2 separate regions of the Homo sapiens genome follow, and region 2 is linked to region 1. The links are chromatin loops, found by intact Hi-C in ENCODE. Cell type or tissue: ovary. All regions are shown on one strand. Each heading gives the region's core, and the rest is flanking DNA. Links, peaks and the distances in the headings are about the cores only.

The links. Hi-C counts contacts between places; a loop is a spot of excess contacts. Peaks named below come from ENCODE experiments on the same cell type or tissue, not always from the same donor. Only the 100,000 strongest peaks of a DNase experiment are listed, where the experiment ranks them.
Region 2: it touches region 1 in a loop (5-fold over the local background); 24 of 110 quality-filtered maps call a loop at or near these places.

The regions. Positions count from the first base shown.
Region 1 is chr16:4,959,470-4,971,683 of GRCh38, forward strand. The region is part of intron 2 of SEC14L5 (SEC14 like lipid binding 5); the gene reads left to right. Among named protein-coding and RNA genes, the nearest start is that of SEC14L5, 7.2 kb to the left of the region's middle. RefSeq lists an enhancer at 10,039-10,538 and a silencer at 10,639-10,933. In ovary, for the core only: no CTCF peak of the experiment used is centred there; no DNase peak of the experiment used is centred there.
Region 2 is chr16:5,020,135-5,032,348 of GRCh38, forward strand. It overlaps NAGPA (N-acetylglucosamine-1-phosphodiester alpha-N-acetylglucosaminidase), which reads right to left. Exons shown (of 10, transcript NM_016256.4): 3 at 11,611-11,750; 4 at 10,251-10,359; 5 at 8,746-8,874; 6 at 7,846-8,051; 7 at 7,712-7,759; 8 at 7,144-7,245; 9 at 7,001-7,064; 10 at 4,710-5,551. The coding sequence ends at 5,344. Among named protein-coding and RNA genes, the nearest start is that of NAGPA-AS1, 7.5 kb to the right of the region's middle. RefSeq lists a silencer at 5,274-5,568 and an enhancer at 8,313-9,512. In ovary, for the core only: no CTCF peak of the experiment used is centred there; DNase peaks (open chromatin) are centred at 5,282 and 7,964.

The DNA.
Region 1 (12,214 bases), core at 1,773-9,772:
TTAGACTCCCAGATCAGAAGGAATTAGTGAGTTACTCAGCTGACCTGGTGGGTTTAACTTCTATCCAGTGACCTCTCTGTCCAACCATCCTATCCTCGGCCCAGTGACCAAAACACAAAGTCTTTCTTCCTTCTCCTTGTTGAAGCTGACCTGCTCCCTTACTTTAGACTCTCCTGATAGAAAACAAAGGTATCAGGGGCCAAGCCACTGCTGTCATTTCATATAATGGCATATCACAGTGATAAATGGAATGGTGGTGATAATGACAACAGCTGTTTATTGAATGTTTACAGCACTGTCTTAACAGATGATGTTTCTTCCAATTCCCGATAGCTGTTATTTTCCCATGTAACCTCCATGAAACTGAGGCTTTGACAGGTGAAGGGATGACACTAAGTTCTGTATCTACGCAGAGGTGGAGTCGGGGCTGAGATCCCCACAAAGGAGACTCTAGAACCTCACATTTGACCACAGAGCCCTCCTTCTGCTCACAGACCCCCTTCCCTCCCCTTTAAGGAAGCTGACACTGGGACGAGAGAGAGAATGAGTGGGTAGGTTTGCTTTGTGATGTACTCTGTGTTGTGCAGCAAGTCAGTTGGAGGCCTAGAATTGGCTGCCAGATCCTTGGCCCCCAGGATCACTGGTCTTTTCACCCTGGGGGCAGAAGCTGGACATAGGTGGATGTGGAATTCCTTCTTGGCTGCATCCCTCTGCCTCTGAGCACTTCACTTCCCTGCTCAGTAACATGGGGACAATGCTACAAGGTTGCGGGGAGGAGTAAATGAGATAGTTCTTGGTGCTCCTTGCTGTGTGCCGGGCACACAGTAGGAGCTCACAAAATATGCTGTCGCTGTTATTACACCGAAGTCTTGTAAATTAATGTATTGAAAGTGTAAGAAACATTAGCATCCACCCCCATCTGTCCCACCCCAGCACTGACTGCTTAACCCCAGCCTTCTATCCAGGGACTTTCATATCTCTTGGTGGCTGTGTGTGCCTGTGTGTCCAGTCCTGTCTTATTCTATGAATCTACATGCGTATATGTTTATTGTCACACAGAGGATTTAAAAGCATCACCAAAATCATCCACATACCTTGTGCTGTTACAGGCAGATGGTTCTAGGACAGCAAAGAGGCAGGAACTGGCTTAGGGTCATATTCTAGCTCCCCAATTGACGAGCTGAGTGACTGTGGGGCAAGTCACTTCACCTCCATGAGCCTCCACTCCCCATCACCAATGGGAATCTCCTGGCTTCCAAATCCTGGTGTCATGCTGTGGATTAAATGAGTCAATGTGTATAAAGCTCCTGGTACGGGGCTGACGCAGATCAAATGCTCACTGAGATCCAGCTATGATCGTTACTGTTTTTGCAAGTGCCTGAGTGACTTTGCTTCTGCGTAATGGGAGTGGAACACCAGGGGATGGTGAAGAGATCCAGGGACGTGAATTCAGATGCTTTAGGGTTCTGCTGTGCTCTGCCATGCTCTGGTTGTATGTTTTTAGAAAGTTGCTGAACTTAAGCCGGGTGCAGTGGCTCACACCTGTAATCCCAGCGCTTTGGGAGGCCGAGGTGGGTGGATCACAAGGTCAGGAGATCAAGACAATCCCGTGTAACACGGTGAAACCCCAACTCAACTAAAAATACAAGAAAAATTAGCCGGGCGTGGTGGCGCGCACCTGTAGTCCCATCTACTCGGGAGGCTGAAGCAGGAGAATCTCTTGAACCCAGGAGGCAGACGTTGCAGAGAGCCGAGATTGCGCCGCAACACTCCAGCATGGGTGACAGAGCGAGACTCCGTCTCAACAACAACAACAGCAACAACAACAACAACAAAGTTGCTGAACTTTTCTGAGCCCCATTTTCTTTTACTTTTTCCAGACTGAGTCTCACTCTGTTGCCCAGACTGGAGTGCAGTGGTGCCATCTTGGCTCACTGCAACCTCTGCCTCCCAGGTTCAAGCCATTCTCGTGCCTCAGCCCCCTGAGTAGCTGAGATTACAGATGCACACCACCATGCCCAGGTAATTTTTGTATTTTCAGTATAGACGGGGTTTCATCACGTTGGCCACGCTGGTCTCGAACTGCTGACCTCAAGTGATCCACTAGCCTCGGCCTCCCAAAGTGCTGGGATTACAGGGGTGACTCACTGCATCCGGCCCCTATTCATATAGCCTTAAGTGCTATATTCATGGGCATGGCTTATTTTCAAGTGCAATGATTGTAAATATTTTCAGAACCCTAAACGTGACAAATTAAGTTGGAATTTATTAAGCACATGCAGTAGATGGTTTTCCATCCTATAGTTAATGTGTCTCAGATTCATGGCAGAGAACCATGGGTCCTTGGACTGTCAGAGAAGGGTGGGGACAGTTTCTCTCTTCTTATGAATGAATGAACAAGTGCTTGGGTCTTAGAACATGTGAGCTGCCAGAGCCTTAAACTAAGGGTGATTATTTATGTTTATCGACCACTTATTGTCACTTGGTAGGACTGGGCCCTGTGCGAGGCAAACAGACACACACACACACAATCACTTTTCATCTTCATGACAACCTTATGAGGCGCATATAGGCATACAGTCATCCCCATTTCACAAATCAAGAAAATGGGGGCTGGGTGCTTATTCATAGAATAAGACAGGACTGGACACACAGTCCTGCACTCGAGCCTGGGCAACAGAGCGAGACTCTGTCTCAAAAAAAAAAAAAAAAAGAAAAAGAAAAAAAGAAAAGAAAACAAAAACAACAGAAAAACTATATGAATAGCACTAGTAATGTACTCGCATTGCCTGTATTGGGTATGTTAAACATATTTTGTAAGCTTCAGGTTCCACAAATGAAGGCACGGCTCCATTTACTCCCTTCGCTGTTGAGTCTCTAGGTACTGACACCTGTGGGTAGAGTGAAAAAAAGGCTTTCAAATCTATATTATCTGTGGCCAGGTATGGTGGATCATGCCTGTAATCCCAACACTTTGGGAGGCTAAGGCGGGCGGACCACCTCAGGTCAGGAGTTCGAGACGAGCTTGGCCAACATGGTAAAACCTTGTCTCTACTAAAAATACAAGAATTAGCTGGGTATGGTGGCAAGCACCTGTAATCCCAGCTATTCGGGAGGCTGAGAGAGGAGAATCGCTTAAACCCGGGAGGCGGAGGTTGCAGGGAGCCGAGATCGTGCCATTGCACTCCAGCCTGGGGGAAGAGTGAAACTCTGTCTCAAAAAAAAAAAAAAAAAAAAAACTTCCTTATCTGTACCTGCGTTAATTTAAGTCATTTGTATTTTCCAGAGGGACTGCCACAACCCTGTCATTCTATCTTCCATACAGTCCTTGTCTGTGAAATGGTCCCAAGCCACAGCAACACTGCCAACAAAGCCACTTTGCCGACTGTTTACAAAACATTATTGTCCCCAAAATAGCTGCATAACTCAACGTAACTTGCACACTGTGGAAGCACAAAAGGGGTTTTCTATGCTTAATGTTCGTCTTTGTTTCGCAGTTAAACACTTGCCCTCAGATTGGGTCAGATGCCGGGGAAGTTTCAGATGAACTCAGCTATTTTCACTGCATCCGAGTGACCAGAAAAGCTGGCCTTTCAGTTTTTCTGTTTAACAAAACTGACTTCAGAATCAAAATGCTCCTAGCTTCTTCAAAACTCCACTGACAATGACACAAATGACTGAAATTGGGCTTGAGTAATTGATTACAAAATTGTGCTTTGAGGTAACCTTTCTAGACCTGGCTTTAAACATTTTTAAAAATTAATACTCTCACTTAAAAAATTTATCTAGTCAAATAAACAGAGATTTCTCTCCAAATCCCTTCCCACGAATTTTGCTTCTAAAGAGAAGGATTCTAGGGTATCTTTCCTCCTCCCAACTATTTTTTTTTTAAGATGGAGTCTCGCTCGCTTTGTCATCTAGGTTGGAGTGCAGTGGCATGATCTTGGCTGACTGCAACCTCCGCCTTCTGGGTTCAAGTGATTCTCTTGCTTCAGCCCCCTGAGTAGCTGAGATTACAGGCATGTGCTACCACACTTGACTAATTTTTGTATTTTTAGTAGAGACGGGGTTTCACCATGCTGGCCAGACTGGTCTTGAACTCCTGACCTCAAGTGTTCCGCCCGCCTTGGCCTCCCAAAGTGCTGGGATTAGAGGCGCGAGCCACTGGGCCCAGGCTTTTGCTCCCTTTTTTCTTTCTTTTTGAGACAGAGTCTCGCCCTGTTGCTGAGGTTGGAGTGCAGTGATGCAATCATGGCTCACTGCAGCCTTGAACTCCTGGGCTCAAGCCATCCTCCTGCCTTAGTCTCCAGAGTACAGCCTTAGCTGGGAGTACAAGCATGCACCACCATACCCGGCTAGTTTTTAAATTCTACTATATAAAAATTTATAAATACTTTTATAGAAATGAGGTCTCACTATGTTGCCCAGCCTGGTCTTGAACTCCTGGGCTCAAGTGATCCTCCCACCCTGGCCTCCCAAAGGGCTGGGATTATAGGCATGAGCCACTGCGCTCAGCCTTCCTTTCTTTCTTGATAGCATTCCGTATCATTGGGTTCAAAACAATGAGCTTTTATTATCTTGGTAAACAGAGAAAAACAATTAAGACAATGGAGGCAGCTGGAGTATCCAGTGTTGGAGAGGGTCCGTCAGTCCTTTGAATGCCCGGGTCCCAGAAGGTGTGTGGGGTGGTGGTGTCTTTGTGGAGGTCCTTGCATAGAGGACACAAAGGCCATGTGGCTCAGGTCGCCTGAGTCCCGAAGGCCATGCTCTGCCCAGTCCATTGTGAGTCGAGTCTAGGTTATTTGTCTCTTTTCTCAAGTGGGTGGTAAAGAACCAGGGCCGGGCATGGTGGCTCACACCTGTAATCCCAGCACTTTGGGAGGCCGAGGCAGGTGGATCATGAGGTTTGGAGATCAAGACCATCCTGACCAACATGGAGAAACCCCGTCTTCCCTAAAAATACAAAATTACCTAAGTGTGGTGGTGCATGCTTGTAATCCCAGCTAGTCGGGAGGCTGAGGCAGGAGAATCGCTTGAACCTGGGAGACAGGTTGCAGGGAGCCGAGTTCGCTCCATTGCACTCCAGCCTGGGTGACAGAGTGTGACCCTATCTCAAAAAAAAAAGAACCAGACCCACAGGCTCTCTCTCTGCTCGAGGCCTCAGCACATTCCCCAATTCTTCTTCTTCACTCCCGACCTCAGGTGATCTTCCTGCTTCGGCCTCCCAAAATGCTGGGATTACAGGCGTGAGCCACTGTGCCCCACCTCTTCTTCTTTTTTCGATACGGGGTCTCACTGTCACCCAAGCTGGGGTGCAGTGGCCTGATGTTGGCTCACTGCAACCTTTGTCTCCCAGGCTGAAGAGATTCTCCTGTCTCACCCTCCTGAGTAGCTGGGATTACAGATGGGCACCACCACGCCCGGCTAATGTTTGTATTTTTAGTAGACATGGGGTTTCACCGTGTTGGTCAGGCTGGTCTCGAACTCCTGGCCCCAGGTGATCTGCCCACTTTGGACTCCCAAAGTGCTAGGATTACAGGTGTGAGCCACTGTGCCCAGCCACTATAATATATATTTTTAAAACTACCTCATTCAGGTGTGATTGACACATAAAAAGCTATATGTCTTTAACGTATACATCTTGAATGTGTCTGGTGATAAGAAGACACCTGAGGGTACAATATTTTTAAGGTTCATCCACATCTTAGCATGTATAGATTCTGCCTTGTTTTTATGGCTAAATAAATACTTCACTGTGTATGAATAGACCACATTTTCTTTATCATTCATTAGTTGATGGATATTTAAGTTGTTTTCAGTTTGGGGGGACTATTATAAATAGTGCTGCTATAAATATTTATGCACAAGTTTTTGTATGAACATATTCTTTCCAAATAAATCTCTGTTGTTGGCCAGGCGCGGTGGCTCACGCCTGTAATCCCAGCACTTTAGGAGGCCGAGGCGGGCGGATCACGAGGTCAGGAGATCGAGACCATCCTGGCTAACACGGTGAAACCGCGTCTCTACTAAAAATACAAAAAATTAGCCGGGTGTGGTGGCGGGCGCCTGTAGTCCCAGCTACTCGGGAGGCTGAGGCAGGAGAATGGTGTGAAACCGGGAGGCGGAGCTTGCACTGAGCCGAGATAGCACCACTGCACTCCAGCCTGGGCAAAAGAGCAAGACTCCATCTCAAAAAAAAAAAAAAAAAAAAAAAAAAAAAGAAATCTCTATTGTGAATGGTACCGGTTATTCAATGGGTTTTTGAAGATTCTATTTTAAATTTTATTTAAGGCCAGTTGTGGTGGCTCACGCATGTAATCCCAGCACTTTAGGAGGCCGAAGCAGGAGGACTGCTTGAGCTGAGGAGTTTGAGACCAGCCTGGGCAACATAGGGAGTCCCCATCTCTACCAAAAATAAAACAATTAGCTGGGTGTGATGGTTTACACCTGCAGTCCCAGCTACTTGGGAAACTGAGGCAGGAGGATCACTTGAGCCCAGGAGATTGAGGCTGCAGTGAGCTGTGATGTTGCTACTGCAGTCCACCCTGGGCAACAGAGTGAGACCCTGCCTCAAAAAATAAAATTAAAAAAAATGTTAAAAATGTTAAAAATATTTAACAAACTCATACACAGCACTGAAGTTCCGCCACCATGCCTGGCTAATTTTTTCTATTTTTTAGTAGAGACGGGGTTTCACTGTGTTAGCCAGGATGGTGTCAATCTCCTGACCTCATAATCCGCCCTCCTCTGCCTCCCAAAGTGCTGGGATTACAGGCGTGACCCACCGCGCCCGGCCTCTTTTTTTTTTTTTTTTTTTTTTTTGAGATGGAGTCTTGCTCTGTCACCCAGGCTGGAGTGCAGTGGCATGGTCTCGGCTCACTGCAACATTCACCTCCCGGGTTCAAGTGATTCTCCTGCCTCAGCCTCCTGAGTAGCTGGGAGTACAAGTGCCCGCCACCATGCCCAGCTAAATTTTTGTATTTTTAGTAGAGACAGGGTTTCATTATGTTGGCAAGGCTGGTCTGGAACTCCTGACCTCAGGTAATCACCCGACTTAGCCTCCCAAAATGCTGGGATTACAGGCGTGAGCCACCGTGCCCAGCCCCAGACACTGCTCTGAGTCTATTCACTTATTAATTCCTCATAGCCACCCCATGAGATGAGTTCTGTGGGCAGCCCATTCGACAGAGGAGGAGACTAAGGAGAGGCTTATCCAGGGCTCCAAAGCAAACATGTAGCAGGTGGGGACTCAACTTCAGGCAGTTCGGCCCCTCAATTTACACCCCAACTATGAGCTCTACCATTTTTCAGAGCTGGATGGAGGATCTGAAGTTACTGAGCTGGCGTCTGGGCCAAGTGCATGGTCCCAGCGGAGGCAGTTACCATCAGGATGCCTTTACCCCTTCGGGACCCTGCAAGGGAGAATACAGCCCAAGCCTGCAGGCCCTGGCCCCTGGCACACCGGCCAAGCCCGGGAGTGTTTATTCAGCGCTACCTGTGGCCAGCCCTTTAGGCCAGCTCAGAGGCAGGTCCATTATAGCAGCCTGATCTGTAGCAGAAGAGGAAATTGAGGCTCAGCAAGGTCCAGGAGACTGTCCCTCAGTGACCAGTGTTTATGGTCCCACAGAGCCACAAACCGGGTGACTTAGAACAACATAAGTTCATTGCCTCACTGTTCTGGAGGCCAGAAGCCTGAATTCAAGGTGTGGGCAGGCCCACACTCCCTCTGGAGGCTCTAGAAGGGGATCTGCTCCTGGCCTCTCTCCCAGCCTCGGACAGTTCCTTGACTTGGGACAGCAGAACTCCAGTCCTCACATAATGACTCACTGTGTCCAGATTTCCGTTTTTTTATAAGGACACCAGTCATATTGGATTTATAAGGACACTCCAATGGCCTCGCTTCAACTTGATTACTTGTAAAGACCTGTTCTCCAAATGAGGTCACATTTACAGGTACCAGGGCTTAGGACTTCAACATATCTATTTTAGGGGTTACATTTCACAGCTGGGATTTGAACTCAGGGAATCTGACCCCACAGCCAGAGCTCACAGCCAGACTTTCCGGATTCTGGCTCTGACTTTTCTTTCTTTCGTTTTTTTTTTTTTTTTTTTTTTTTTTTTTTGACAGAGTGTTGCTCTGTCGCCCAGACTAGAGTGCAGTGGTGCAATCTTGGCTCATTGAAACTTCCACCTCCCAGGGTCAAGCGATTCTCCCACCTCAGCCTCCTGAGTAGCTGGGATTACAGGTGCCCGCCACCATGCCTGGCTGATTTTTGTATTTTTAATAGAGATGGGGTTTCACCATGTTGGCCAGGCTGGTCTCCAACTCCTGACCTCAAGTGACCCTGAGGTCACTTGAACTCCTGACCTCAGGTGATCCACCTACCTCGGCCTCCCAAAGTGCTGTGATTACAGGCGTGACCACACCTGGCCTCCTTCCTTCCTTCCTTTCCTTCTTTCCTTCCTTCACCTCTCCCCTCCCCCCCTCCCCCTTCCCCTCCCTTCCCCTCCCCTCTCCTTCCCTTCCCTTTCTCCCTCTCTATTTTATTTTATTATATTTCTTTTTTGAGACAGGGGCTTGCTCTGTTACTCAAGCTGGAGTGCAGTGGTGCAATCATGGCTCACTGCAGCCTTGACCTCCTGGAGGTCAAGTGATTCTCCCACCTCAGCCTTCTAAATAGCTGAGACCACAGGTGTTCACCACCACGCCTGGCTAATTTTTTTTTTGAGACGAAGTTTCGCTCTTGTTGCCCAGGCTGGAGTGCAGTGGCGCAATCTCGGCTCACTGAAACCTCTGCCTCCCGGGTTCAAGCAATTCTTCTACCTCAGCCTCCCGAGTAGCTGGGATTACAGGCATGCACCACCACGCCAGGCTAATTTTGTATTTTTAGCACAGACGGGGTTTCTCCATATTGGTCAGGCTGGTCTCGAACTCCCGACCTCAGGTGATCCGCCTGCCCTGGCCTCCCAAAGTGTTAGGGTTACAGGCGTGGGCCACGGCGCCCGGCCGCACCTGGCTAATTTTAAAAAATATTTTTGTAGAGGTGAGCTCTCCCTATGTTGCCCATGCTAGTCCGAAATTCCTGGGCTCAAGCCATCCTCCTGTGGTCTCCCAAAGTGCTGGGATCACAGATGTGAGCCACTGTACCTGGCCTTGACTTTCCATAAACATTTGTGCACCAGCAGCAGTACTGTGGCTTTAGGAATGACCTGGTCCCCTTTTGTCCAGCCACTGCCCAGGTGTTCCTGTGGGGCTCCAAAGCCCAGTAGCGTCAGGTCATCTCTGTTTTGCAAACCTAAATAAGGAAGATGGCTTGGAGTAGAACTTCCTAAGCAAAAGGCTTTTCCTGTGGAGGAAGGGTTACGGAGGTAAGGTTCTGTCCTTCAGCAATTACATGTTAAAATATTTAAAGACCTGGCCTTGTTGTATTGTTAAACAGCTTGTAATTTAGCCAATGCGTTATTAATAAGAAGCAGCCTGTGAAGGTAAATTATTGTGGCTTAGGCCAAAAGCAGTTACAGTTGGATTCGCTGTTACGGAGGTAGTTTTAACAAAGCGGCCGGGGCCTTATTTAAATGAGTTTAAATTAGCTCCCTGGAGCCTGTCATCTGATCCTGTTGCTAACAGATTAAGGCAAGCAATGTTTTCTACCTTGAATGCTGCTCTGATTTGCGCTGGGAGAACAGAGGTGATCCACTGCCCTGCATAGTTGTCTTCTGATTTCCGAGGGCCCTGAAATAAGTGTAAGGCCCTCGTGCATTCATTTCTGTGTGCATTTATTTATGCATTCATGCATGTGTGCATTCCACAAATATTTTTTGAGTTTTTGCTGTGTGCCGAAGGCTGTGCGAGGTGGATTCCTAGCACTTCTTTTTTTCTCCAATGTCAGAGGCTCAAATGTGCACTGATCTAGTACTTTCTTTTTTTTTTTTGAGACAGAGTCTTCCTCTGTTGCCCAGGCTGGAATGCAATGGTGCCATCTCGCGCATGGCAACCTCCGCCTCCCAGGTTCAAGCGATTTTCCTGCCTTAGCTTCCCAAGTAGACGGGATTACAGGTGCCTGCCACCATGCTCGGCTAAGTTTTGCATTTTTAGCAGAGATGGGGTTTCACCACATTGGTCAGGCTGGTCTTGAACTCCTGACCTCAGGTGATCCACCCACCTTGGCCTCCCAAAGTGCTGAGATTACAGGTGTGAGCTACTGTGACCGGCCTGATCTGGTACTTTTTGAAATGCATTGTTATTCTGTTCATTTGTTTCCTTGTTTACTTGTTTATATGGGTATTTTTCATTAAGGGAAGCTCCAGGAAGAAAAGACTGTGTCTGTCTTGTCTGGTTCTTTTTCTTTCCTTTTTTTTTTTTTTTTGAGACTGGTCTCAGGTTGTCACCCAGGCTGGGGTGCAGCGGCACGATCACAGCTCACTGCAGCCTCAACCTTGCAGGCTCAAGCGATTGTCCCACCTCAGCCTCCCAAGTAGCTGGGACTACAGGCACACACAACCATGCTAGGCTAATGTTTGTATCTTTTGTATAGAAGGGTTTTTACCATGTTGCCCAGGCTGGTCTTGAACTGCTGGGCTCAAGTGAACTGACTGCCTCTCAAAGTGTTGGGATCACAGGCGTGAGCCACTGCACCTGGCCCATCTGGTTCTTTTGATGTGGTTCCTGCCCTTATCGAGCCCTCAGCATAGTCTATTGGGGGAGGGGGTGACAGACAAATGCCATGTAGAACCATTCATCATGGGGAAAAACAGGGCATTGTAGGAACACAAAGAAGGACCCACTGGAGGCCATAGGAGGGTCATTTGAGCCAGCCAGGCTGAGAGTTGCGGGGAAGCAGGGAGTGGGGAGGTGGGGGATGTTAAGCAGGGTTTAGCCTATGCAAAGGCCAATGGGGCAGAACTTGTCTCTCAAAGAAGTGAACTAGCTTAATGGGACCCCAGTGCAAGTTAGAAAGTGGCTGGCAGCGTCATCAGGGGCCAGGAAGCAGAGACGTTGGAGGTCTGGAGGCATTCCTGAGACACTTGGAAAATTTAAAATAGTGTTTCCCCTCTGCGCAAAATCCTGACATACCATGTAAATGTCAAGCTGCTCTAGGCTGGCCTCGCTAAGTCATCCGCCCTCCCGGAGCCATCAGGGGAACCAGCTGATCCTAGGAGTCCCTGGGCCCCGCTCCTGACACGTGAGTGAGACTCTGCAGTGGGTTTGTGCACACATGGGTGGCACGGGCTGTCGTTCTCCCAGTGCCGGAGAGGCCAGTCATTCTGAGGGTGAGTCCTCATGTGGAGGGGACACGGCTTCCCAGCCCAAAAGTACATCCAAGTGTGCAGAAGTAGGAACCAGTAAGAACTAGACCTGGCTGGGTGCGGTGGCTCGTGCCTGTAATCCCAGCACTTTGGGAGGCCGAGGCGGGTGGATCACGAGGTCAGGACTTTGAGACCAGCCTGGCCAACATGGTGAAACCCCGTCTCTACTAAAAATACAAAAATTAGCTGGGCGTGACGGTATGTGCCTGTAGTCCCAGCTACGCGGGGGGCTGAGGCAGGAGAATCGCTTGAACCGGGAGGTGGAGGATACAGAGCCGAGATTGCACCACTGCACTCCAGCCTGGTGACAGAGCCAAAAAAAAAAAAAAAAAAGAACTAGCTGACTTTGGTCCTGTTGCAGCCATGGGTTAGGGAACTTGTTAAAAACAGGCAAAACTGGCCAGGGGCGGTGGCTTACGCCTATAATCGTAGCACTTTGGAATGCTAAGGCAAGAGGATTGTTTGAGCCTAGGAGTTTGAGAGACCAGCCTCGGCAACACAGTGAGACCTTGTCTCTACAAAAAATTAAAATATGAACTGGGCATGGTGATGTGTGCCTGTAATTCCAGCTACTTGGGAGGCTGAGGCAGGAGGATCAGTGGAGGCCAGGAGGTCGAGGCTGCAGTGAGCCGTGATCTTGCCACTGCACTCCAGCCTGGGTGATAAAGCAAGACCTTGTCTCAAAAACAAACAACAATAACAACAACAACCAAAAAAACTGGCAAAACTCTCCCTCTCCAGCTTTGTTGTTCATGGCTGATTCATTGTTTAATCCCTGTGGATAAACCCTGTTCTGACAACTGAGGGGGAGTTACTCATTTATTCACCTGCCCAATAAGTATCTTCCAGAACCTAGCTCTCTGAAGGTAGAGCTTTGGGCTGCGCACCTGCTGATGTCCCCTGGGAG
Region 2 (12,214 bases), core at 2,013-10,012, 61 kb after region 1:
AGATCTTACTTCCAAGCGAGGTCACATTTTAAGGTTCCGGATGGACATGAATTTTGGGGCATGCTACTCAACTTATTATGTATGCATACAATAGCTAACCAGATACACAGTTATATCTGCATTAAACAGATATGAAAATCCCTGGTGCCCATCTCTCCTGGGCTGCCCTGCCCTCCCCCTGGGGTTTTACCAAAGTGCCAGACCTGGTGTCCTGGAGAGCTGCATCCCAAAACAGCCACAGTCCTGACGTCAGAAGGTTGTGATGAACCCTGTCCAGGGTGCCACCTGTCCTTCCCGTGAGCTCTCTTGGGGCACGGAGAGTGGAGCTGGCTGCCACACAGATCCTGGGACTCTGAAAAGCCTTCGTCGTTTTGGAGCTGGTGGCTGGGGTTGTCATTTGTGAGAGCAGAGCAGGTGTGGTGTTTTGTGTGATGGCACGAGGGCCATCTGTCCACCCAGCTTCTGCTCCCCAGCCCTGCCCAGCACAGCTCGTCAGGGGAGAGGAGGCGGCTTGCACTTGCGTGTGTTCATGGGCGGTGACTCTTCCGTGGATTTCTCTGGAACTGTGGGTGGCGGGTTTCAAAGGAACAGCCAGCTGACTCGTGGGTGCGGCGGGTATCGAGAAAGAACAGCCCTGTGGGGGAAGATGGAGCTCCGGAGGGTGGGCGGGAGCTGGGATCAGGCCTGAGCTGTGGGGCCCTGCTGATGCCTGTCTCAGCCACAGCGCTTTCCTTGGAGGCCTCCTGGGGCCTGGACCCAGAGCGAGCAAAACATGCCCAGGGCTCCCTGTGGCCCAGAGGCTGCCTCTGGGATCAGTTCTTGGGGCACAGACCCCTGGGACCTCTGCGGAGCCAGGTTGGACGCAAGCAGCTGCAGTGGGAGCTGGGGTAGGGCCTGGGAGGAAGGGAGCCCAGGGCCTCCAGGGATGTCAGAGGCTGTGGCTACCAACTTCTCCCTCTCACTTCCCTGCCTCCCTTAGTGCCCAGCCCCCAACAAGGCATTTTGGAGGAATGCGGATCCCCAAAAGTCACATTTTTTTTTGAGACAGGGTCTCACTCTGTCACCCAGGCTGGAGTGCGGTGGCATGATCATGGTTCACTGTAGCCTCAACCTGCCGGGCTCAAGCGACCCTCCCACCTCAGCCCCAAGTAGCTGGAACCACAGGTGTGCGCCACCATGCCTAATTCTTGTATTTTTTTGTAGCGGCGGGGCCATGTTGCCCAAGCTGGCAAAAAGCACAATTTGAAACCTCTAAGCCAGGATTTTTTTTTTTTTCCGGACACAGACTGCTTGGAGAATCCCATGAGAACTCAGGACACACACACGAATTTCATTTGTTTTGGGGCCCCAAAGAGTCCTTGAAAGCCCACCCATTGACGCCAGGATGGGAACCTTTCTGGGGTCTTTCCGAATACTAAAGTTCTGTGCAGAGCACCCCAGAAGCTGAGACGTGTCACCATGGCGATGGCCCAGCATGTGGAACTCTCAGGGTTCCCAGTTGAGCTGCAGAGACTTCAGTGTGCAGTCCAAGACCACCGTGCCTGTGCCTGGGGGTCTTGAGTCACTACTGTGGGTGGGGGAGGGGACCCTTATGCTGCTGGGATCGGAGCACATGAATCCCCAGCCGGCTTGCCTGCAGTTTGATGACTTTAGCTCTTGTATATTTGTGTCCCCACCAGCACCATAGGTTGGTACTGGAATCTCAGACACTTCTGCCTCCTGCTCCATGTCCTATCTAAGGTCTGCCGTCCAAAATCTAAATGCCTGAGTCCCAAAATGTGCCTCTCCTGTAACAATACAAGTGTCACACGTTTGGGTTGCCGGAGACCCCAAAACCCAATACAAATTGCCTCAAGCAAAAAATGGGAATTTATGGGTTCATGTAATTCGGAAGTCCAAGAATGATCTGGCTGGCTTCAGGTATAGCTGGATCCAGGCATTCAAATCATGTCCCCCCACCCCCACCCCAACACCCTCAGTCTAGTCGTTTTCCACACTGGCTCACCCGCTCCATCTCTTGGTTCTGATCAGGTCTTCTCCACACTGGAGAAGAGTTGGTTTCCGTTCCTCCTCCTTGTGGCCCACCTTGGCCCACCTTGTGGCCCTCCTTGTGTCTAACCTTGGAAGTTAGACAGTCCCAGCAGAGAGAGTTTCTTCTTCCAGCTGCAGCAGAAGTTCCACGATGGGCTCTGACGGGCTGACCCGGGGCAGGTGCCTAACTCTGGACCAATCTCTCAGGCCCACCTGCAACTTGGGGTGAGAAGACAGTGCCACCCAAACCACCTGGATGGAGAATGGGGGAGAGGTACTACCCTGATAGCAACACGCTAGAGGCTCACAGCCAGGGCTCCTGGGTTTTGGGGTCTCCGGCAACCCAAAACGTGTGACACTTGTACTGTTACAGGAGAGGCACATTTTGGGGCTCAGGCATTTAGATTTTGGACGGCAGACCTTAGATAGGACGTGGAGCAGGAGGCAGAAGTGGCCACCTCCCCGGGCACTCTCATTACCATGGAAGGCTTCAGGTCACAAGATGTTGCAACTTTCCCACAGCTCCCTGTGGTTGCCAGGGCACATTCGGTCTCTGGGTAGGGCAGACTGGCACTGCCAGGGAGTCAACCCCCAGGAGCGGCCCTCAACCAATGATGAATGGGTGTTGGCTGATAAATACCCCAGCTTCCTCGCCCTTGTGTGGTGCAACCAAGACCTGTTCTACCAACTGTCCCAGAGGCCCCCAGCAGGATTGAGCCCCTGTTGCCTACAGTATAGACTTGCTCACTCCTGCACTCTGCACAGGCTGCCTTCCCTCCCTGTCCTCTACCAGTGCTTCCTGGGGCCGCCTCCCCAATAAAGTACTTGCTCTCACCTCCTTGTCTTAGTTTCTGCATCTGGGGAATCCTAGCCTAAGACAGGGCTGTTGCTAGAAGAGAGACTGGATGTCGGGCAGGCAAAGAAAATCAATAACACAATGACAAATTAAAAAGAAATTACAGGCTGGGTGCGGCAGCTCATACCTGTAATCCCAGCACTTTGGGAGGCCCAGGCGGGTGGATCACTTTAGGCCAAGGGTTCGAGACCAGCCTGGCCAACATAGTGAAACCCCGCCTCTACTAAAAATACAAAAATTAGCCAGGCATGGTGGTGCATGCCTGAAATCCCAGCTACTTGGGAGGTTGAGGCATGAGAAACGCTTGAACCCGGGAGGCAGAGGTTGCAGTGAGCCGAGGTTGCACCATTGCACTCCAGCCTGGGGAACAAAATGAGACTGTCTCAAAAAAAAAAAAAAAAAAAATTCCAGGGGCCACAGGACTCACACCGCTTGGCATGTTTGAGTCACCTGACCTGGGACCCCTCTAACTTTGCTGTGACAGGCCCTCTTCAGGTACTGCTGCCTCTGGGCCTGGATTCCAGTGCACAGGACTGTCACTTTTCCAACTTAGCCGCCAGCACAACAGAGATGTCCCCTCAGAGGTCATGGTTCTCAGGCCAAGGGTCATTTCAGGATGGTCATCATGGCCATCATCGTGGCCGTGGCGTCAGACTGAGAGTGATCCCTGTAGATTCCAGGATCTGCAGCCAGGCTTGGGAACTGCTCTTAGGAATACACCTGAATGACTCTAAGGCGCCTGACTTTGCAGCTCCTTTTTAAGAGGCAGAGCCCGTTTCCCTTCTCCCTGAATCTGAGCTGGCCTGGTGACTTGTGCAGGCGCCCACCAGGGCTGCCAGATCTTTAAAGAGAAACCAGCAAGCTGGAATTTTTGTCAATCTCTGGACTTTTTGAGATGGAGTCTTGCTCTGTTGCCCAGGCTGGAGTGCAGCGGTGCGATCTCAGTTCACTGCAACCTCCACCTTCCGGGTTCAAGCGATTCTCCTGCCTCAGCCTCCTGAGTAACTGGATTACAGGCTCCCACCACCATGCCTGTTTTGTATTTTTAGTAGAGACGGGGTTTTGCCATGTTGGCCAGGCTAGTCTCGAACTCCTGACCTCAGGTGATCCGCCCACCTCAGCCTCCCAAAGTGCTGGGATTACAGGCGTGAGCCACTGCACCCCCGCCCTTATTTATTTTAAAATCTCTTGACTTTTAAACATGGGTAACTAATTTAAATTCTATAAAAATACTGTGAGGAAAAACTAAGCCCTGGTCATTCAAATTATGGTCAGGGGCCAGGCGCAGTGGCTCGAACCTGTAATCTCAGCACTTTGGGAGGCCATGGCAGGAGGTTGACTTGAGGCCAGGAGCTTGAGACCAGCCTGGGCAACTCAGTGACACCCCTTCTCTGCAAAAAAAATTTTAAAAATTAGCTGGGCATGGTGGCATGTGCCTATAGTCCCAGCTACTTGAGAGACTGAGGTGGGAGAATCACTTGAGCCCAGGAGGTCAAAATTGCAGTGAGCCGAGATCGTGCCATTGCACTCCAGCCAGGGCAACAGAGCGAGACCCTGTTTCTAAGAAAGACAAGAAGTGTGGTCTGGGGACCTGAAGCATCAGCATCGTCAGAGAGCTTGTTGGAAACGCAGAATTGCTGGCCTCACCCCAGGCCCAAATCTGCATTTTAACAAGATCTCCTCGTGACCTGTGGCATATTAAAGTTTGATAAGCACTGGATTAAACAAGCAGGGAACAGGACTTGGCTCCAGGATGCCGTTGTGACTTCTGTTTCAGGATAAGCCACACCTGCTAAGCCCTAGCAGTGACCTAAGTCCATGATTCAGAATCCACACACCACCTGGTGGCTCCTTTTATTATATCAATTTATTCAAGTGATTAAAAAACTTCTTGGCAGCAGGATGACAAAACAGGTCTGTAAACATGATCTCATCCCCCCATCCCTTCTTCCAAGGAGCTTCCTATGACAGGAAATCGAATTCTAGTTGGCAAATCCAGTGATGAGGTCTGTAGAAAAGGGGTCCCGTGTCACAGCCAGGAAGGCAGACTCGTCCCTTTAACCCACTCCAGCCAGGGGTGCTGGCCAGGATGTGCTGTTCTGTCATGACGTGGTCACTGAGTCTGGTTCGTTGGCAGCCCCTTCCCCAGGAGGAGGGAGACTCTTTGGCAGTGCGGCAGCCCTCCCGGGGGCACGGGCTTCTCGGCAGCAGACACAGGCAGGCCAGAAGCAGGCAGCTGAGCCTCTCCAGCGAGCATGGTATTGCTAGGGTTGCAGGTGCCCTGGCAGGTGGCCAGGTGAGGGGCTGAGGCACAAGTGCTATCAGGAACTTGGCTGCCCCACAGGGGCTGAGGACACCCAGATGGTCCACGCCAGTGGCCTTGAAATTTCCCCTGCAGAAGCCAGACCGTGGGGAAACAAGCTTTCGCGACGTGCCACCCCGGGCAGCTTGAGGCTTCAGTCCTTGAAGGGGTTGTGGGCGCCCCCTGGCTGCTCCTTCTCTGCGGCCAGAGGCTCCCCGTTCATCTCCTGCAGCGGGTGGTATGCATAGTCCCCATGCAGGCGCCGGTTCCTCTCTGCTCTGGACAGGAGCAAGGACAGGTTTGCTGCAGTGCTGATCAGCAGGAGGAAGGCCAGCGCCAGGGTGAGGGCTAGCCAGGCGGTCCTGCAGACAGGAGAGAAGCCCCAAGTGGGGGACTGCTGGGTGGGCTCAGGGCTTGGGTAGCACTGGAGGGGCTTCCCTCTACCCGGCATAGATAGCACTAAATCAGGTGCCTCCAGGGACCACACAGGGAATGTTATGAGCAAAATGGACTAGGTGGGGATGGGGCAACATTTAAGACATGTGCAGGGAACAGCAGAGGCAGTCATGACGTACAATGCAGGTCCGTGCTGCCCCATCTCCTGATTTTTTTTTTTTTTTTTTGAGACAGAGTCTCGCCCTGTCATCCAGGCTGGAGTGCAGTGGCATGATCTCAGCTCACTGCAATCTCCGCCTCCTGGCTTCAAACGATTCCCCTGCCTTGGACTCCCGAGTAGCTGGGACTACAGGCTCGAATCACCACGCCTGGCTAATTTTCGTATTTTCAGTAGAGACCAGGTTTCACCATGTTGGCCAGGCTGGTCTTGAACTCCTGACCTCAAGTGATCCACCTGCCTCGGCCTCCCAAAGTGCTAGGATTACAGGCGTGAGCCACCACGCCTGGCCTGATATTTTAAGAGAAGCCATTAAAAAGGTTTTTAAGGCTGGGCGTGGTGCTCATGCCTGCAATCCCAGCACTTTGTGAGGCTTAGGCGGGCGTATCACTTGAGGTCAGGAGTTCAAGACCAGCCTGGCCAACATGGCGAAATCCTGTCTCTACTAAAAATATGAAAATTAGCCGGGCACCTGTAATCCCAGCTACTCAGGAGACTGAGGCAGGAGAATTGCCTGAACCCAGGAGGCGGAGGTTGTGGTGAGCTGAGATCGCACCACTGCACTCCAGCCTAGGCAACAGAGTGAGACCCCGTCTCAAAAAAAAAAGTTTAAAAAAATGTGAATGTTACTGATTTTTAGATGCTGCTGATATATTTTAACTTTTTAAAAATTATGTAAGCCAAATAAAACACAGCTGGATGCTGGGCATGGGGGCTGGGAGGCCAAGGTGGGAGGATCACTTGAGCCCAGGACTGTGCACCTCGTCTGTGCAAAATAGTGAGATCCTATCTCTAAAAAACAGTAAGAAATAAAATTAGCCGGGCATGGGGGCACGTGCCTGTCGTCCTAGCTACTTGGGAGGCTGAGGCGGGAGGATCGCAGTGAGCTGACTGTACTACAGCACTTCTGCCTGGGTGACAGAATGAGGAAACCTCCTGCCCCCACCCTGGGATCTCATCTAGCCCAGTTTGCATTCTGAGCTCCAGTGGGGGATGCTGACAACAGAGGCTGGGCACTCGAAGGCCCTGGGCTCTGCTCCAGGGTCCCCAAAGCAGACAGTGGGGAGAGCTGGTCCCGCTTCCTCTAAGGCAGGGAGCTGGCAGGGGACAAGGGCAGAGATGGACCTCACAGGGGAAGGGTGCGGGAGAGAAGGGGGATTCCTCCCGCCCTGGCCCCAGCTCCCACAGAAGCACCTACCTGGTGAAAAAGGAGAGTTCTCCCGCCCTCAGGGTGGCTTCAGGTGGCTGGAGACACTGCTTTACTGTAACATACCAGAGACAGGCTGAAGGGGCCGGAGCAGGAGCGTCTGCCCATACCCCTCCCCTTGGAGGGATAGGTACCTCTGGAGACGCTGCAGTTGCCAGTCTTGGGGTCACAGGGACAATGGTGCTCACACTTACAAGGCCTCTGGCAGCCCGGCCCATGCCAGCCAAGGGGACACTCTATGGAAAGGAGATGGGAGGAGGGAGGAGGGAGGAGAAAGGTTGGGGCCTCCAGTGTCAGAGCCTTTCTCGACAGGACAGGATACCTGCCCCTGCCCATGTGTACAGAGCCGGGCTAAAGGTGAAGCACCCCCTGCCCTCCCTGGACTAGCCCCTGAACGTGACCTTATTTGGAAGCAGAATCTCTACAGAGGCACTGCAGTTAGGATCTCAAGATAAGACCGTGCTGGATTTGAGGTGGGCCCTGGAGCCAGAGCCCGGGGACCCTTGTTTTAGCCGAGCCCTTTGTGGAACGGGCCGCAGCAGCCACAGGGGAGTCACACAGTGATGTGCAGGTGAGGCCGGGGCAGAAGACAAGAGGCAAGCATTTCCCAGACCAGAAGGTGGAGACAGAAGCAGCAGAGGAGCAGTGGGGGCTGCCGGGGGCCACCGTCTCCCCATCCGCTAGTGGCGTGGCAGCTCCTACCTTCACTGCAGTTGGACCCGGTCCATCCGGCATCACAGCGGCAGCCGGCTGCCGAGACAAGACCGGGGAGGCCAGGTGAGGGCCTAGGGCAAGGCAGGGCTGGGCAGAGCCCCCTCCCCAGAACCCCCACTCACTCTCCGTGCACAGTCCGTGCTGGCTGCAGTTAGAGGGGCCACAGTCCAGCTCATCACAGCCGGGACCCCGCCAGAAGTGCCCGGTGCATTGGCAGTGCCCGTCCACGCAGGTCCCGTGGCCGTGGCAGTCAGGCGGCTGGCAGCGGGGTTCGTGCACACACACCACGGTGGACACTTGGCGGGGACAGCGCCACATGTTGTCCTGGCTGTAGAGGGATGTGATGTGTGAGGAGAGGACACCCCCAGACGGCCCCTCAACTCCCTCCAGGCTGCCCCCAACCACCCCTCTCTCCATTCTCACCTGTCTACCTACCTACCTACAAGATGGCGTCTATCTATTTTTGAGATGAGGTATTGCGATCCTTCCACCCGAGCCTCCTGAGCAGCTGTAACCGTAAGGTGTGCACCATCACGCCTGCCTAATTTTTTTTTATTTTTTCATAAAGACAGGGTCTATGTTGCCCACACTGGTCTTAAACTCCTGGGCCCAAGCGAACCTCCCACCTCGGCCTCCCAAAGCACTGGGATTCCAGGCGTGAGCCCCTGTGCCCAGCCCTCTCCAGTCTTTTATAGGTTCCTCCGCTCCCTACAATCCCTCCCAGCCCTGGGCCTTTCACATGTGGTGCCCTCTGCCCGGAAGGCTCTCCCACCCCCACCCAGCTACCACCTCCTTCAGATCTCAGTTCTTATTCTGTCATCCTCAGGGAGGTCTTTGCTGACCAACTGACCCTGCTCCTAGGCCTGGGTAGTACTGGCATCCTGGGGGAGGGACTGCAGCAATTTCTGCTCTCTTGAACCCCCGGGGCCTGGCACATAGCAGGCACTCAATATTGGCTGAATGAGACAGGCTGGGGCAGACCTGGACTTCAGCCCTCACGAAGGCGGCTCTCACGTGCTTACCAGTGATCTGACGGGTAACTGGCCAAGGTCCCGTTGAGCACAAAGGTGGCAGAGCCACCCCCATCCAGGTTGATGGCGTTGACCACGTCCTGTTTCAGCAGGAACTCCGCCATTTCCCACAGGTTGATGCTGCGGCACAAAGCGGCGCTGCTCAGGCTCAGCGCCCACCATCATTTCTCATTTAACTCCTTTTCCTTCCACAGTGCAGAGCATCACGCCCACAGTGCAGGCACATTTCTAAGTGGCCCCCGCCCCCAAGCATGTCTCATCCTAGCCCCCGGAAGCTGTGAACACGTGAGATCACACCCATGCCTGTGCTGTTACATGGCATAGGAATCCTTAAGGGAGGGGAAACGGCCCGGAGGATCTGGGTGCAGCCACTGGAATCACAGGAGTGTTCAACACAGAGAGCCTTCTCTGGCTGGTGACAGAATAGGAAGTGAGATTTGAAATACGAGGGGGATGAGAGGGTGGCCGGACAACTGGGGGAGAGGACACACATGGGAAGGAACCTGGGCAGCTTGAAGGAGCTGAGGCCCCAGATGGCGGCCAGCAGGGAAACCAAGACCTCAGTCACAACTGAGGAGGCGACGGGGATTCTTCCAACAACCTAAACAAGAGGATTCTTTCCAGATAAGAGAAGAGCCCTGCCTAACCAGCATCTTGGTTTTGTCCATGGGACACCCTGAACATAGAACATTCCAAGTTGACCAGCCTGGCCAACATGATGAAACCCTGTGTCTACTAAAAATACAAAAATTAGCCAGGTGCGGTGACTCACGCCTGTTAATTCCAGCACTTTGGAAGGCCGAGGTAGATGGATCACCTGAGGTCAGGAGTTCGAGACCAGCCTGGCCAACATGATGAAACCCCATCTCTACTAAAAATACAAAAATTAGCTGGGTGTGGTGGCGGGTGCCCGTAATCCCAGTTACCTGGGAGGCTAAGGTGGGAGGATCACCTGAACCTGAGAGGTAGAGGTTGCAGTGAGCTGAGATTGCACCACTGCACTCTGGCCTGGGCGACGGAGTAAGACCCTGTCTCAAAGAAACAAACAAACAAAAGAACATTCCCTGCTGAGTGTTGCTAAATTTGTGCTGGTTATGCAACCAGAGCAAACCAAAACACTCTCTTTACAGGGGCTAGAAATGAGGCTCAGGGAGGCCGAGGGACTTGTCTACGGCATAGGTGGGTAGACAAGTCATCGATGGCTAAGCTGGGATTGGAACCAAGATCTTCTCCCTGCTCACTTTGTGACCATTTCCTTGTATCCTATCTAGGGTTCAGGAAAGGTGAGGCCTAAAGCTGAAGATGATGAGTTCTTGGAATCGGCAAAGATCTCAGAACCCTCATCCTGTGGGAAGGTGAGGGGGCCCTGGGAGGGGGGACAGATAGGTGTCAACATCCCAGAAAGCAGGTAGAGTCAGAGGGTGGCTGTCATTGGGTCAACGTTCCTCCTAGCAGGACTGAGCCCCGGCCGGGGGGCCTCAGCTCCCAGGACTCACCCACGCTGCTCCGTTTGGCCGTCTGCATGAAAGAGCACCAGCTGCCCTTTCCGGTCGTGGCCAATGGCCGTCCTGGCTGATATCACATTCACAAATTTGCTAAAGGAACCTGAAGGAAAAGCAGCCTGGCTGATCACCGCCCCTTGGGAGGCCTCCTGCTTCTTGCCTAACTCCACTTCCCACTGGTCTGAGCTACCTGGTACCTCCCTGGGAAGCACAGCAGCCTCCTTGCTCGTCTCCCTGCCTCCCCTCTGCACATCCCAGTCTCCCCAGGGCAGCCGGGGGGTCTCTTCTTACAGGTAAACCAAGCTATGCCAGCCTCCAGGTGAAGACCCTCTAATGGTTTCCCCTGTTCTTAGAACAAAATCCAAAGAGCCAGCATGCCCTCCCCAGCCTCTTCCTCCTCCTGCCTCAGCTCCTGGGTGTCCCCTCACCACCCTGCAGCCACTTTGCACTTCCTGTTCCCTCTGGCTGGGAACTGTGCTTTTCTCTAGCTTGCTCCTTTGTCAGATCACCTCCTTAGTGAGGCCTTCCTTGACCGCCCACTCTTTTTTTTTTTTTGAGACAAAGAGTCTCGCTGTGTTGCCCGGGCTGGAGTGCAGTGGCATGATCTCAGCTCACTGCAACCTCCACCTCCCAGGTTCAAGCAATTCTCATGCTTCAGCCTCCCAAGTAGCTGGGACTACAGGCACACACCACCATGCCTGGCTAATTTTTGTATTTTTTTTTTTTGTAGAGATAGGTCTCACTATGTTGCCCAGGCAGGTCTTGAACTCCTGGGCTCAACCGATCCTCCCGCCTCGGCCTCCCAAAGTGCTGGGATTATAGGTGTTAGCCACCACACCTAGCTTACTGCCCACTCTAAAATGGTCATGGTATCCTGTCCCCATCCCAGTATTCTGCATCCCAGTGGTTCTCAACCTTGAGTGTCGGTCAGAGTCACCATGGAGGCCCGTTAAAACATAGACTCTTGGGCCTTGCCTCTGATTCTGCAGGTCTGAGGGTGTGGGGCTTTGAAACAAGCTCCTGGGCCACGCCGATGTTGCAGGTCCATGAAGATTTTTTTCTCTTCACTTTTCTCTTCCTGTACCCACAGCTCCGGTCCCCATCTCTCCCCTTTCCCCTAACTTTATTTTTGTTTCTGAGCACTTATCAATTCTTTTCAGCATATTCTATAACTATTTTTTGTCCTATATATTCAATATAAGCCTATCTTCCTCCCCATGAATCCCCAGTACCCAGAATAGTGCTGGGCACAAAGTAGCTGCTCAATACTTGTTGAAAGACTTAAGAACAGCTCCGCCCAGCCCACTGGTCCTGGTTCTCGAGAGGGTTGTTGCCAACAGCCTCCCCATCCAACCTGTCTCCTGTGTCTCGTCACACTCTGTGGCTTGGCTCTCGTTGATGTAGATGCTTCCATTACGAATCAGCCACACGACCCCACTCAGCAGCTGCACAAATGGGTTCTCAGTGTCCAGCACCTCCTCCTCAGACAGGTACCTGGATCCGGGGAAGGTGGGAAGCTCACTCACCAGCAGGGGCAACTGCAGATAGTCAGGCTCTTTCTCCCTAGCCATCCCAACCTGGCTGCTAGATTCCCCCTCATGCCCCAGGAACCTCCTGGGGCCTGAGTGTAGCTGGGACAACTTAACAGCCCTAGGAATCTCCCTGTTGTCAGAGCTGAAGCTGGACAGGGTTCTGACAATACAATCCCCACAAGCCTTTGCAAACAGTCTGTTTCATTTAACAGAAATGACCATCCCCCAACAGAGCTCAAATCCATCTATGGCCCTCAATCCCCAGGCCATACCCAGCCCAACTACCACTTGATCCCTGTTACGGCCCTTCATTGGCTTCCTTGTTTCTCCACTGCTCTCTCCCACCTGGTCCCACTCAGGATCAGAACAAGCTTTATCATCAACAAATACTTTTTTTTTGAGACTCAAATAATTTTTAAGATAATT